2 separate regions of the Homo sapiens genome follow, and region 1 is linked to region 2. A link is an interaction called in ENCODE POLR2A ChIA-PET data of the cell type or tissue named here. Cell type or tissue: Panc1. All regions are shown on one strand.

Region 1 (4,000 bases), 480 kb after region 2:
CAGGAACTTGGAGCTGCCCAGTTGAGTGGCTGGAAGCTGGAATGAAGAACTTGTCTGCAACATGGCCAGTGAGAAATAACACCAGGACCCATCAGGGTCCATCTGGGTTAGGCTCAACACTGATTTCCTTGCTTTGCTGTCTTTAAAATCAATTTTTTAGTACCTGTAGGGATCAGCCAACTGTATGTCTCACCGTCTATACGATAATGGCAAATAATAATTTTTTGTTGTTGGCATTTGAGAGCATTATTTAAGTACCCCCATTACTGAGGCATCTCAGCCAACTTCCCTGCTGAGGGTACTTCCCTTCCACTTGTCTTAAAACTGGCACAACTTCCTAACATGAACCAGTTTGACTCAAGTAAGGCCTGCTCTTGATCTGAGGGGTGGAGATCGTGGCGATCTCTATAGTTATTTGAGGAGAAACTTCTCTGTAACCGTAGACGATCTAGTGTTTTTCCTCCAATGTTTTCTACAGAGAAAACTGCCTTCTGAGGGAGATGCCCTCCCAGACCACCCACTGCAGGGACCTCACTTTCATCACTGACTTCCTATGGCTTGGGAGTGTTTATAAAGTTATACACTTAAGTGATAAGTGTGGCTTGGGTATTGAAAAGTTAGCTCAAAGAAAACAAAATTTCGTTCCTTTTTTTTCTGTCACTTAGGCTGGAGAGCAGTGGTGCAGTCTTAGCTCACTGCAGCCTCTACCTCAGGGTCTCAAGTGATCCTCCCACCTCAGCCTCCAGAGTAGCTGGGACTACAGGCACGCACCACCACCCCCAGCTAATTTTTGTATTATTATTATTATTATTATTATTATTATTATTGAGATAGAATCTCTCTCTGTCACCCAGGCTGGAGTGCAGTGGCGCAGTCTGGGCTCACTGCAACCTCTGCCTCCCGGGTTCAAGCGATTCTCCTGCCTCAGCCTCCTGAGTAGCTGGAATTACAGGTGCCAGCCACCACGCCCAGCTAATTTTTGTATATTTAGTAGAGACAGGGTTTCACCATGTTGGTCAGGCTGGTCTCGAACTCTTGACCTCAGGTGATCCACCTGCCTCAGCCTCCCAAAGTGCTGGGATTACAGGCGTGAGCCACCACGCTTGGCCATAATTTTTGTATTTTTTGTAGGGACGAGTTCCCACTATGTTGCCCAGGCTGGTCTCCAACTCCTGGGCTCAGGCAGTCCTCCCACCTCAGCTGTCCAAAGTGCTGGGATTACAGGCGTGAGCCATCACACCAGGCATTGTTCCAGGTGTGGTGGCTCATATTTGTAATCCTTTCTTTTTTTTTTTTCTTTTTGATAGGACAATTAGGACTCTGATCACCTTTGCCTGGCTAGTCAACTCAGCTAATCTAGTCTAAAATATTTCTTCCTTTGGGAAACCTTTTGAGGCCTCTCCCAGACAGAATGAGTCCCTTGACTTTCTGTTCTTAGAGCCAGTGCCTCCATTCTTGCTGCTGGGGTAACACTGATCCCATTTCATGAGAGTTTGTGGCTCTCCTAGACTGTGGACTTCTTGAGGGCAAAGGCTGATTAATCCTCACATTTATAACCCTCAGAGGTCTCTCCTGGATCCTGACTCCAATCAGCTCTGAATCAGTGCTGGCTAAATGAATTGAAAATCATGTGAACACGTTTCTGTTCCAAAAAGCAAAGCTCTCATTTTCTCAGATTGGGCAGGCTCCTTCCTGTGCCTGTGTCATCCTGACAGCCGTATTTATCTTTTTTTTTTTGAGATGGAGTCTCACTCTGTCGCCCAGGCTAGAGTGCAGTGTGGTGATCTCAGCTCACTGCACCCTCGGCCTCCTGGGTTCAAGTGATTCTCCTGCCTCAGCCTCCCAAGTAGCTGGGATTACAGGAGCATGCCACCACGCCTGGCTAATTTTTTTGTATTTTTAGTAGAAATGGAGTTTCACCATGTTGGCCAGGCTGGTCTCAAACTCCTGACCTCAAGTGATCTGCCCGCCTTGGCCTCCCAAAGTCCTGGGATTACAGGCGTGAGCCACTGCGCCCGGCCCTGACAGCAGTATTTATTAGGCTGTCCATCCCAGGTTAGGACTTGCACCTGACTGATATCTGGAATGACTTTTGATTAGGATGGGCATGTTTCCTCGCTGACTCTGGCCAGGCTCATGACGAAGCAGCCTCCACCCTTGCTGTCTGGGATGAGACATTGGCCTCTGTTGTTACCAGCCTCTTCCTGTAGCAACTGCCTCACAGAGAGAGAAGCTGTCTATAGCATCATTTCCACGTGGGACCTTGCCAACTTGTCCTTTTCTACAAGGACATCAGAACAACGAATTTCAGGAAATGAGAAAAGCAAGCAGAGATTTGAAAACAATTTAAATCTGTTTATTTTTGAATAAGTAACACATTCACACGGTTCACAATTCAAAAGGTACAAAATTATACAGAGTAAAATTCCCCTCCCAGTTCTGTTCTTCAGCTGTCCAGGGGCCCTCCTTGGAGGAAACGGCATCTAAATGTGACTGTAGATTTGAATGTCTCTATTGTCCTCACTCTTTACCTTTTCTGGATGTTTCTCATCTCCTCCATAGCAACATTCATTTCATCCTGCCCCCATTCCAATCCCTGATACCTAGTTGCATGCTCTGGATAGGCACCTGGCAAATGTTGGGGATCAGCTGACAGCTTGTCTGTAATCCAAGAATATTTGTGGAGTCCGGGCTTATAGTATTTTTGTTTGATAGTGAATTAGATGCATTTTCATTCACTTATGTTCCTGTTCTTCCAAGAGAAGCCAAGAAGCGTTGATTGTCCCATCAGCCTTCCTTGTACTGTCTTCTTTTCATAAGCCATCACTTCCATTTGTATTGTTGCCAGTTGTGCATGGTTTAGGGCTCACTCACACATTTTTCAGGGGATGATTGTGCAAGAAATGTTGATGTTTTCCAGTACTTTTTTGGTCTCCTCAATGGTTTCTTCTTTTGGCTTGTGCAAGAAAAAAATCTTTACCCCTGTCCTCACTCCCATCAACACACATCCATACATGCTTTGGGGCCTCTCTCTGCCCTTCTCTTCTGGAATCCACTGACAATGAGCAAAGAACTGAAAGGCAGAATCCTGTCTTCTCTAGACAGGCACTTTTCAGCTTTTACTTATCATTGTTTTGAGGTGTCAAGAGTTTTGGAGATTTTTTTCCCCTCCTCTTTCTCTCTCAAGTCAGGCCCCTCCAGAAGCCTGCCTCTCCCCTTGGCAGGTGTGGAGAATTCACCTGCTTTTTCGGTCACTTCCTGTGCACTCTACTGCCTTCCCTGGCTGCTCAGAAAACATGGGCCTTGGAGCAACTTCCCTCGACTTCCTCTCTCCTCTAGATTCCTAGCCAGCAGCCGGTCAAGAGGCAGCCCCACAGTCCTCTGGGCGGCAGTGGCCGGTGATTAAGTAGCCAGGTCTTTAGCTGATTCCATCCTTGTTTGTCATAACTCTGCTGCAAGTTATTTTGGTCTCTGTGACTTGTGGCGGCACCATGATTAGGGTTTGATTACTATCACCAAAGCGACTAAAAGATGAAAATAGAAGCCACAACAGGAAATAAACAACTGCAAATGAGCTATTTTATTCCATATTCCCTGCCAGCAAATGATTAGAATCAAACTCATTCACAATAGTTTGGTGAACTCTTAAACTTTTTTCTTAAGGGTCAGAATAGTCTGAAACTGCGTGTTTGTTGGCCTCCTTTGTGCCTGTGGAAGGGAAAGAAAGAAACTACCTTTCTAGGCACACCAGCCTGCTGGGAATTCCTCTACTGCCAGGCTTCTGGCTTCTTTCTTGGAGAGGAGAGGGATAAGAATGTGATGGGGTGGGGCTATCAGGAAAGCTGGGATGTTAACTGATTCAGGGGATGCCAGGGAGCTATAAAGCAGCACCAATCATTGTAGCTACTTGCTCAGCACCGCACCCAGCTTCTACCTAGGGTAGCAAAATGGAAGAGGAAAGCCGTGTAGAGAGGGGTGACACCTGAATTAATACACCTAC
Region 2 (4,000 bases):
CTGTCCTCAAGTGATCCTCCTGCCTCAGCCTCCCGAGTTGCTGTGATTACAGGCGTGATCCACTGTGCCTGGCCAGAAAATATTTTATTTTTAATCAAAGTAGTATATGGATGTGATTTTGAAAAGTCAACTAATATGACAAACTTAATATAAAAAACTGCTCTACCACCCTCCCCACTCCAGAGTCCTTTTCCACAGGGGTGGCCACTTTCTTTTTCTTTTTTGTTTTGTTTTTTTGAGATGGAGTTTAGCTCTTATTGCCCAGGCTGGAATGCAATGGTGCAGTCTTGGCTCACTGCAACCTCCGCCTCCCAGGTTCAAGTGATTCTCCTGTCTCAGCCTCCCAAGTAGCTGGGATTACAGGTACCTGCCACCATGCCCAGCTAATTTTTGTATTTTTTTTTTTTTTTTGAGATGGAGTCTTGCTCTGTTGCCCAGGCTGGAGTGTAGTGGCAAGATCTCAGCTCACTGCAACCTCCACCTCCCAGGTTCAAGTGATTCCCCTGCCTCAGTCTCCCTAGTAGCTGGGACTACAGGCGTGTGCCACCACACCTGGCTAATTTTTTTTTGTATTTTAGTAGAGACGGGGTTTCACCATGTTGGCCAGGATGGTCTCGATCTCCTGACCTCACGGTCTGCCCGTCTTGGCCTCCCAAAGTGTTGGGATTATAGGCGTGAGCCACCGCGCCCAGCCTAATTTTTGTATTTTTAATAGAGACAGGGTTTCATCCTATTGGTCAGGCTGGTCTCAAACTCCTGTCCTCAGGTGACCCATCCGCCTTGGCCTCTCAGGGTGCTGGAATTACAGGTGTGAGCGACCGCGCCTGGCCACCATTTAAAAATCTATAAGCTGTTGCTTTTTGCTATTTACCTCCTTATTTATTTAATTTGAGACAGAGTTTCACTCTGTCGCCCAGGCTGGATTGCAGTGGCACAATCTCGGCTCACTGCAATCTCCACTTCCCAGGTTCAGGTGATTCTCGTGCCTTAGCCTCCTGAGGAGCTGGGATTATGGGCATGCTCCAACATGCCTAGCTAATTTTTGTATTTTTAGTAGAGACGGGTTTTCACTATGTTGACCAGGTTAGTCTCGAACTTCTGGCCTTAAGTGATCCACCTGCCTCGGCCTCCCAAAATGTTGGGATAATACCACACCTGGCCCTACTTCCTTATTTATAACTAATAAATTTTTACTGTTTTTTGATTTACTAACTTTACATATTTTCTATTGAGCACTACCTATTATGGAAGATGAAGGTTTAGCACTCGTAGACCACCAATCCTGCTGCTGCTTCTGGAATCTTCTCAGTAGAGTTAACTCACAATTTTTGGTTAAATATTTAGTATTTATATCATAGTGATTATATAAATGTTGATTACTGTTGAATTTAGTCGTATACTATGATTACATGACCTTTCTTGAATAACTTGTTTTTCCCAAAGTTTGTAGTCTATACGAAATTATTTACTTTATTCTCCATATAACTATTATTCATTGCTTCCAAATTCTCCTACAGTATTGTAACATTCCACAGAATAAGGTTAGACGCATCAAGTGAACCGTCAGTTCTATGCTTTCTTCTCCTGGTTGATCCGGGAGCTGTTTTGACTCTTGTCCCAGCCTGCTCCATGGCTGTGATTCTCTATACCACTGCCCTGTGTTGGATCCCCTGTTTCTTGAATTTCTTCCTTTTTCTTGGCTTGTTCCCTCATGTGGAAGGAGTACATCTTGTAGCTTCCTTGTAGGTTCCTGGGAGGTCTTTTGAATCTTGGCAAATCAGAAAATGTTTTTATTCTACTTTCAAACTTAATTGGTAGCTTGAAAAGCTATAGATTTCTAGTTAAATTAATTCCTCTTGGCCAGGCTCAGTAGCTCATGCTTGTAATGTCAGCACTGTGGTTGAAGCCAAGGCAGAAAGAGTTCGAGACCAGCCTGGGCAACACAGTGAGACCCCATCTTTACCAAATAACAGAATATTAGCTGGGCTTTGGTGGCATGTACCTGTAGTTCCAGCTACTTAGGAGGCTGAGGCAATGAGGCTCCCTTGAGCCCAGGAGTTTGAGGTTACAATGAGCTATAATCACGCCACTGTACTCCAGCATTGTACTCAGCAACAGAGTGAGGCCCTGTTTCTTAAAAAAAAAAAAAAAAAAAAAATTTTAATGCTGGTACTAGCTATGAATAAATCCATAATATTTTTTGCCAGTTTTAAAATCTTATAAATGAAAGCATACCATATCTATTAGGTAGCTTGCTTTTTTTTTTAAACATTTTATATTTTTGAGATGTATCCATTTAGCTCTGTTTCATTCATTTTCACTAGTGTATTATGTCCCCATATAATTTTGATAGCTTAAAATACTATTGTAAGTTAGGAATTTATATATTTCAGAGAATTTCTTTCTTTCTTTTTTTTTTTTTTTTTTTGAGACAGTCTTGCTCTTGTCGCCCAGGCTGGAGTGCAATGGTGTGATCTTGGCTCACTGCAACCTCTGCCTCCTGGGTTCAAGTGATTCTCCTGTCTCAGCCTCCCTAGTAGCTGGGATTACAGGCATGCACCACCATGCCAGACTAATTTTGTATTTTGAGTAGATCGCCTCAGGTGATCTGCCCGCCTTGGCCTCCCAAAGTGCTGGGATTACAGGCGTGAGCCACAGCGCCCGGCCTTCAGGATATTTCTTTTATAGCATTTTCTAATTGGGCTTAACAAGCCCTACTTTAAGAAATTAAACCTTATGATTAGCTGTCTTAATATAGAGGCTTAATTGAAGCTGAATTATGATTCAGTTGAAGTTGAATTGAGTTATTGGGGCCCCTGTCCCCTTGCAGGAAGGATGAAAGTAGTGGCTAGCCTCAGCTTTAGGGGCAGGCGATGAGGAGCCAGATCAGTATTTCTATCTCAGATTCAGAAGACCCAGCTGTCCATGTGCATCATCGGGGAAGCATCTTGCTCTCAGAATAAGCAGCTCAATCCAGCTCCCAAATTCTGACCGTGGCTTCAGTGCCTTTGTGGAATGAGAAGGGACATGAGGAAGAAAGTGAGTCACTAATACACATTCTCACCTGACCTGAGCCGCCTTTGGTCCCTGAGGCCATGTAGTTTCCTTTCATTGTGATGGTAATTTTAAAATAGTATAATGTATTATTTATCTTATCACCATTTTATTATTCAATGGGAGAACTTTTCTGAACAAATCAAGATAAAACATGATCTAAATCTATGTTAAGTGTGATTTAAGGGAGACAGTGATTCATATTTGTAACTAGTTTTCTTCCCTTAGTGACTGAGAACAACCAATACTGACTTTTGAAGAGCCTCGTGGATACTAATTATTTATTCACTCCCTTGTTCCTTCAACATACTGTTTAGGGAATTTTTTACATGCTAGTCTAGACAGTGGGCATAGACAGATGAATGAGATAATTCCTGTCGTAAAAATGTGCATGGTTTAGGGGAAGAGGCATATCAACTAAAACTGCATATGTGCCCTACAGCAGAATGACAGAAACATTAAATGTGATTCCTTTGTAATTGGGATCTCTTTCACTTGAAGTTGGTAATTCAGGTTTGTCCCTATGACCCCCATAAGTAGAAGTAGCACATGGTAATTACTTGAGCTATGTTCCCTTCCTTGTACATTCAAGCCATCCAGATTTCTGTATTTCTTTGTCACCATTGTTTTGGTTGTAAAACAGCTTCATTTTCAGACTAATTATAAGTTACCATTATTATGATTTTGCTTTGAGACATTTTCTTGGGTAGAGCTATGCCCATCCTAAGATACATGGTACAAGTACAATATAGATTCGGATTTTTGTGTTTGTATTGGCTAAGACAGGTGTTAGCTCCATATTTCTTTTTTTTTTTTTTTTGAGATGGAGTCTTGCTCTGTCGCCAGGCTGGAGTGCAGTGGCGCGATCTTGGCCCACTGCAACTTCTGCCTCCTGGGTTCATGTGATTCTCTTGCCTCAGCCTCTTGAGTAGCTGGGACTACGGGT

What was found. Peaks named below come from ENCODE experiments on the same cell type or tissue, not always from the same donor. Only the 100,000 strongest peaks of a DNase experiment are listed, where the experiment ranks them.
Region 1: POLR2A ChIA-PET joins it to region 2 with 5 read pairs; 3 of 35 experiments call an interaction of 5 or more read pairs at or near these places.

The regions. Positions count from the first base shown.
Region 1 is chr18:48,955,457-48,959,456 of GRCh38, reverse strand. No RefSeq gene overlaps it. Among named protein-coding and RNA genes, the nearest start is that of SMAD7, 6.5 kb to the right of the region's middle. RefSeq lists enhancers at 1-38, 39-832. In Panc1, no CTCF peak of the experiment used is centred here; no DNase peak of the experiment used is centred here; H3K27ac peaks cover 822 bases.
Region 2 is chr18:49,430,758-49,434,757 of GRCh38, reverse strand. All of the region lies in intron 1 of DYM (dymeclin), which reads left to right. Among named protein-coding and RNA genes, the nearest start is that of DYM, 28 kb to the left of the region's middle. In Panc1, no CTCF peak of the experiment used is centred here; no DNase peak of the experiment used is centred here.